Regions from separate parts of the Mus musculus genome. Here regions 2 and 3 are each linked to region 1. Evidence: chromatin loops called from intact Hi-C (ENCODE). Cell type or tissue: left cerebral cortex. All regions are shown on one strand.

Region 1 (2,500 bases):
TAAATGTCTCATTCTCTAATTCCCTAACGCCAAACCATGACTACTATTCAGTTATTGTACCTAGATTGGAAAACTTACTGTTGTGGTTTTAGTGAATTGTAATAAATGCGTTAGATCTAATAAATTCATTGTTTATAAATTATTATAATGTTAGTTGAATATTTTCTAGTCTTGCACAAATCTTAAATATAAAAATGACTAAATTATATATTTTTATTTTAAAATATCCATTAGTACTATTAGCCTCATTGTTATTTAAGCCTTGACTGCTTTTATCATTTCCTAAAAGTTTCATAGGGCACAAGAAGGAATAAGATCTTGGAAATCCATTGTAAGGCACTTATAACCACTTACGCATTGGTTACCGAAAGTGTTTCATAGAACAAATAATAAATAACGTTATTTGCTTCTGGCAGAGTGGGTTCATGATTCCATAATGTCTGGGGAATGAAGGACGTTCTTGTCCATATGATGGAGGCAGCAATACTACAATTGTCTGATGTCACCCTTAAATAATACATTCAAAACACACACACATACACACACACACACACACACACACACACACACACACACACATACACATACAAACATACACACACATTTTGGGTTTATACTAATTTTTTCTCTAGCGAGTTTTGATTGTGAAGAAAATCAAGCTAAGCTAGCTTTGAGCAAGATTTTTATGAGTGTTTGGTTCTGTATAGAGTTCACAAAAGGCCCAATCTTTGTGCCTACCACTTTATTTCATTACGGTGGCATTAATTACTAAGCAAGATGCCAAGTAATTGGCAAGGGAATGCTCCGTGCTTATTTATCTGGTACCTTTATCCTATGCTCCTGGCTTCTCTCCTTTACTGCACTTTTACAATAGATTACCAGGATAGGAACATAAAGAGCACAGAGTCTTTCCTTTGCACTTTTATAACTCAACTTACCTTGAATTCTTTGCCTAATTTCAAACCATACCAATCAGAAAGGATTTGCACTAAACTAACATGTTAGTCACCACCACATATACAAGGATCTAAAGTCTAAAACAAGAAAAGACTACAGACTTCTAAAAGCAAGTTATTTACCTCGCCAAACATTCCCAATTCATTCTTGTACCTATGGATTCATTACTTCTTGGAAGCTCTGTGGGAGCCTGCCATAAAGACCGAACACATCAAGCAAACATCCTGAAGTCTCAACACTAGGGGCATCTCAAAAAACATACCAGGATGTATTTTTCTCAATTTCTTTTTATTTGCCCCCAGCTATTATCAATTGCTACGGTTTTATCTCTATGTTGATCATGACAAAAGATATGTTTTTCATAAAATAACACATTTGGACATAATAACGAGAACCTTGGTTTCTATCTTCACGTTGCGGAATAGCACGACTCGTGCTGTATAGTCGCAGTTGGCTGTCCAAGGACCCTGATGCCAAATTGCTGAGGATATTCTTGTCGCTATGACAAATTGCTTGCTGGTGGGCTGTGCAGAGTGTTGTTCTGGCAGCATCGGAGTTGTCTACGTGTCTGTCACTTGGTTAGGCTGCTTCAATCTTAGGTGATTCCACCCCACTCCCCACCCCCTTTCCGGTTTCCTCAATACATTTTTTTTCAAACTTACCTTTGCTTCTCAGTGAATGGGGACTTTAACAGTCACTCGTAATGAGCCTATAGAAATGCCTTCCAAGCTCTCGGCACAGGTATCTGTAGGGTGAGAGAAGGATTTTTTTCACAGTACCATGCTTGTTTTCCATACAAACCTACAGGCTGCCATTACAGCCACCCACATTCCGGTTGGCAACACACTCATGCTCTGAGAGCTTTAATGAATCCAGACAAAATTGAACAGCACTTCTGACACGCCGGAAAACGGTGCATTTTAATGATATGTTGCAGGGTGATTTATTTCTTTAATCTGTAAAATATTAATGGGCAATATTTTTATTAACAGTTCGTTAAAAAAAGATTACCCTGCATTTTATCTGATTTTTTTGAAAACTAAAGATATTGCTTTGCAAACTTCTTATATGAAGTGTTCCTTACTAAGAGGACTTTAAAAAAATTACATAAAAAATGTAAATAAGTAGGCAATAGTCAGTAAACAAATTGGCCTGGAAACCACCTAAAGGCAATCCCAGTCATGTCTGTTGACTACCTAGGAAAGCATATAATTTAATGCTTCCAGATAATTTGAGGACAAAAATCTAACCAACTGACAGTTTTAGATAAATAATAAACAGTACTCCTATTTCATTACCGAGTTTTTAATTAAGTACAAATGTAAAGAGCTCTTAAGAACCATAAGGGATTGAGTATTTTTAAATTGTTTTCAAAAACTAAAAAGGACATGGCAAAAACGTTTTTGGTTTTTTTTTGGTTTTTTTTTTTTTAAAGCAGATATTTTTCTTAGTCCACAGAATGATAGTGAGGCTTCTCTCTGAGACATATTCTATAGTGTTGGTTTGTTATTTAAGAGTCTAGCATGTGTAAAAAAAAAACAGC
Region 2 (2,500 bases), 160 kb before region 1:
GGTCACCCTTGAACGGTGGAGTGTGTAGTCATCATTTGTTTGGAATAAAGCTGTTGAATGTGGTGGAGTTTACTTGTTATTAATTGTGGCTGCTTCATTTTGTTTAACAAGGCACTCTGATTCTTCCACTGTCTACCTAAAGGGGAAAAGCTACATATTTGAAATGTAAATCTATCCAGAATTTAGTGGGCGTTGAGAACATGCTGGGACACTTGAAGGGACAACTGAGTCCTCATAGAAATTACTTTGAATGATGACTGTGGTGGCAAATGTTGACAATCATAGCCTGGGGTGGGGAGTGTTAAGACAGAATAACAGGTCAAAGCCAGGCTGGGCTATATAACATGATATCTTGCCTTAAAATCTTATTTCTAGCAAAATTTATCATTTTGAGATGAAAAAGTTAAAGGGGAAATGCTCAGTGTTCAGCAGTGTTCGCCTTGAAGATCGTACAGTTGCCTCTTTAAATGAAATGATTTTTTTCCTAGCCCTGCAGACTACAGGTTTCCCAAGCCACGGATTGTGGCATGCGAGTGTTCCCGATAAGGAATGAGGTTCTTTTTTAAAACTCTCAAATATTCATCTTCCACATCATGTAACTCACATTCTTAAAAAATGACTGAAGACTTTTCTTGTTTCCATGTGGTTCCTGCTTTCTAAATTCTGTTGCTTGTTTTCTCCTTGGAGTTCTAAATGTTGCTTTAACATCTTTAGGTGTGATATAGATAGATTTAGAGTGATGCAGTTAGCAAGTCTCTAGCTGTAGCTTTAAAATACATTTGAAAGCCTTCTTTTGGAAGAAAACAAGCACTCTCAGAGGAAAGTTACACTTTATTTTGGAAGCATCTCTTGCAACTTTTCTTCCCAAAGGTGTTGAATTTACTATGATTATTAACACGTGTAATTAATTCTATCTAAGCTTTTCCCTGTACAGTATGTCAATAGTAGTGTGTCCTTTGAACACCATGAATACTAAAAAATTTTTCAAGAGATATTTAGATCTATTTACTGAATCAAACACACTTGAGTGATTGAGACACCGTCTTTTTACATAATGCTTACACCATACAATGAGCTTGGGCACAGTTTGCCTCTAAGTTCTACTATGTAACCACAGTCCTGCATTCATCTCAACCCTGCTCTGGTGAATTTTTTCCCTCCAAATAATTATAACTGAAGAAAGAAATCAGCATACGCATAATTTTAGCAATTTATAACAGGAAAAGTGGCTTCTACTTATTTGAAGTTAAAGTTGTGTATTCAATTATTGTTAGCAAGCACTCCACCTACTGGCTCATATGCTGCCAAGCAAGCAATCCGTGATGCAAGGCAAGTCCCCAGTAGCAAAAGATACTTTCAGCTCTGTGGCATGAATAGAACTGCAGCTTCCTGATTCCCAGCCAGGGTCAGTGGTGAGTTGCCTTGCTGCTTGTCAGGGTTAGCAGAGTTCTTAATATTAGCACGGTGCGACTGACAAGTGAACTGTGAAGGAGCTGCTCAAGGGCAGCTCCCAGGGTAGGATGGTTCACTGGGAGATGGATTTTGTAATCATAACAACGGGAAACTACCCTACAGAGTGTCACACTGATATTTCTTTTCTTGATTCAGAGTCTATGTCATCCAGGCTGGCTTAGAATTTAAGATCCTCCTGCCTCAGCATCTCTAATTCAAAAATCACAGGCATGTACCAACATGTCCAGCTTCAAAATACTTTCTTTATAGTTATCTAGATAAAATATACATGTATACAAATATAGAGGCCAAGTGCCTTTGTATAAAACTGTTTTTAAATGAGATATTTAGTTTCACAGTGGGTGAGAATTATAGACTTGCATAGCAGTGTTTCCTTTCCACCAACATGCCATTTTGAATGATACAGTATTGCTGTAGCAATGGAGAAACATAAAGCTCAAAATTGTCTTTAACCATTGACCCCCAGCCTCATGAACTTTTTAGCTGAGCCGTTATCATAACGACAAATTATATGACAGACAAAGAGAAATTATTATTAGGTATTATAATGAAATCAAGAGAAATTGAACCAGCTTTGTCCCAAAATGTCAACATAAGTTATAAATCATCACCCTCTGCCCACCCCACCCACCAATGTCCATCTTGACATCTCTTTGGAAGGACAATTTACTGTGTAATTGTTACCTCTGTGCACATATTATGTTATGATTGAATGTAGCAATAAACATTAAAGCAATTAACGTGAAATAATGCAAGAGCAAGTCAAGGCTCGTGGGCTAGATATAAAGGCAAAGCATTGGGGATACTGAAAACAGTCCTGATGGGATATGAGCTGGAGATGATCTTCCCAATTCTGTCGCAGGGTGTTATATCGAGTAGAGCTGTAAAAAAAAAATGCTGAAAGGGGAATGTTTCACTCTAAGAAATGTTTCTTGGAGTCAGTCGTATTTTACCATCGGCTTCCCATCCTCTCCAGGATGAAGGAAGAACTATCATATGCTACTAATAGCAAAGGAAGGTCTCTTGA
Region 3 (2,500 bases), 370 kb before region 1:
TAAAAGTAAACTGCATATCCATATTACTCTAGGACTCTGTTTTGTTGAGGTTGTTGCAATTATACATGATCTAGTTATTGATCAGCCTCTGATGTCAGGAAGTGTTCATCTGTCTATGGGATAACCCACCCCTGTTCTGCTAGAGGCCACTAAAAGGGGGAAACACACTTTTGTCTGACACTCGTGTACTCTATAACTAAGTTTACATTAGTCCTTATGTGAACAGAAATACAAAAGAATCATAATCTTAACTGGTCTCCTTAAGAAAACAAGTCACAGTTTTAAGTTCTGAGGTAGTGATCAACAGTTACATTTACGTTATTAAAAATCTTTTGCACATTTATCCATAATAATTTTTAATTTTGGAATAAGTGACAGTGGAAATTATATTCAAATTACCATTCTTTGTCCCCCCATCCCCCAGCTAAGTTTATTAATATCAAAGATTTCTATTCATTCTATGTAAATTTACTGAAGTCTGTTAAATCTCCTGATTACTGACATTTTAGAGTTTTCTACACTTTTTGTCTCTCTTTTGACAAATCACACACATATCTTCAGGGACTCTTATTACAGAGCTAAGTACATTGTCTGACAAAAGTTACAGAATTTTAATAGATAAATGACAAATTTTAACAAAGAGTTCTAGTCAGTTAATTTTGAAATCATTTACTGTATGTATGGGAAACTGGCAGAAGTGATTTGATGAGGTGCAGGTTTTCTACACTTAATAAGAGAAATTTTTCAGTAGATGTGCTCTGTAAGATAAATCTATTTGATGGATTTATTACAAAAATAAATCTCCTAATAAAAATAGCCCTTCTTGCTTTTCGTTAGGTTCTTTCCCCCAGGATAAGGTAAACAATGCCATCAGTTATTTGGATCTAATTTTTCTAAAATTTAGATCGTTGCCTCAGTGTTAAGAATAAATCCAGAAAGGTTAAGTTCAGTTGGAAAAAGCTGAAGCAACTCCATTGCTGTAAAATCACGGATATCTTAGGCTAGAAAAATAAACAGGTGTTATGGTTTAAATATACACTTCTCAGTAGCTACATTTGTCTTTAAATACTTGGTTCACACGCCGTGGTCTGCCTGTGTTAGGGGGACAGTACACATGTGAAGGGGCATGTGTGATCACTGCATGATCCGTTCCCTGCAGGTGCTGGGAAAGGTCAAACAGGGAAACTCATCATCACAGAGTGAAGTGATTTTCTTCTTTATCAGCTCCTGAAGTAAACAGGCTGATGAGCACAACCCAGCCGCACTCACCCGCATGACATCATAGGCAATCACAGCTAAGTGTTTCTATATGTCAAAGCCTGAAGAGTCACTACCAGATTGTTGCCTGATTGGTACAAAAACTCAAAATGGTATTTCCTTGGTAATTAGTTAGTCAGAGATTATTTTGCAAGATTCTGGGCTCTGTGGGGGCTGGTCAAAGATAGGGAGCCCTGAGCCAAGGCTACAGTTTGCCAGCTCAGAAAATGAGCAGGCTGTGTTGCGAGCAGAGCGGCAGCATTATTTGAACGTGTATCGGTTAAGGAGTGAAAAAAATTTTAAAAAACAAAAATTTAAAGCAGACTTTTTTTTCTTTTATTTTAAGATCAGAAGTTTCATATCACATTCTTTGGAAAGAGAAGATTGCAAGTATGTGGTACTTAATCTTTGTTCATAATATATGCCCGGCCGTGTTCAAGACATTTTTCAAACCCATTTTCTCCCAGGCTCCCGTTCCGCTGCCAGGCTCCATCTCCTGCCAGTGAAGCAGCAGAGTTTAGGATACTGTGTCCTCACGGAAGATTCACCTCCCGAGTTTTCTAACCCAAGACATTTAAGTGGGAATCTGGGCCCAATCTGCTGTATTTTAGATTGCAGCAAAGGACTCAGAAACCCTGCTGCTACAGACCCTTTCCTAGGGGCAGCAGCCAATACTTTGGAAATTGGGTATTTTCTTTTCTTTTCTCTTTCAAGAAAAAGAATGCATAGTTTAACACTGTTTCAGATGATATTTTTTAAAAAGAGTTAGGTACTTTCCTGGAAAGGTAAATATTTTATGAACAATTATATTACAACCTCATTATATCAGGTATAAAATTTATCTAAAAAAATCAAACGAAAAAGGACAGAGGATTAAACATCCAGTAGTTTAAGATACTATTTCTAGTCACAGATTTCAGTATTAAGCATTACTGTGTACATGTGAACCATGACAACTTGGACATATTTTTATTTTTATAACAATATGTGGAAGAACATTTTGGGAAATCTTAGCAGTTGAGTTGTAGGTCACTTTAAATGTTGTAAATAAAATTTTGATTTCAAATCAATATCCATATTTAACTAGATTCTGAAATATAGGCAACTAAACAAGAATACAGTGACACAATTTGTATACAAATATACAAGTATTTAAGCACCACATCTATATTTCTATAAAAAAATAAGGCAGGCTAAGCCACGTTTCTGCTCATAAATTTCCACTGCTACAGGAAGTAACTCA

Evidence for each region. Peaks named below come from ENCODE experiments on the same cell type or tissue, not always from the same donor. Only the 100,000 strongest peaks of a DNase experiment are listed, where the experiment ranks them.
Region 2: a loop joins it to region 1, with 6 times the contacts of the local background. A loop is called at or near these places in 6 of 42 quality-filtered maps.
Region 3: it touches region 1 in a loop (8-fold over the local background); 3 of 42 quality-filtered maps call a loop at or near these places.

The regions. Positions count from the first base shown.
Region 1 is chr12:50,110,662-50,113,161 of GRCm38, forward strand. Gm40419 (a long non-coding RNA gene) reads right to left here. Exons shown (of 3, transcript XR_872736.2): 2 at 1,620-1,702. Among named protein-coding and RNA genes, the nearest start is that of Gm40418, 8.4 kb to the right of the region's middle. In left cerebral cortex, a CTCF peak has its summit at 1,207; DNase peaks (open chromatin) are centred at 464, 764, 858, 1,169 and 2 more places; H3K4me3 peaks cover 1,066 bases; H3K27ac peaks cover 2,342 bases.
Region 2 is chr12:49,950,659-49,953,158 of GRCm38, forward strand. No RefSeq gene overlaps it. Among named protein-coding and RNA genes, the nearest start is that of Gm40418, 170 kb to the right of the region's middle. In left cerebral cortex, a CTCF peak has its summit at 1,304; DNase peaks (open chromatin) are centred at 575, 1,313 and 2,441; H3K27ac peaks cover 2,386 bases.
Region 3 is chr12:49,738,787-49,741,286 of GRCm38, forward strand. No RefSeq gene overlaps it. Among named protein-coding and RNA genes, the nearest start is that of Gm25015, 160 kb to the left of the region's middle. In left cerebral cortex, no CTCF peak of the experiment used is centred here; DNase peaks (open chromatin) are centred at 1,393 and 1,723; H3K4me3 peaks cover 932 bases; H3K27ac peaks cover 1,282 bases.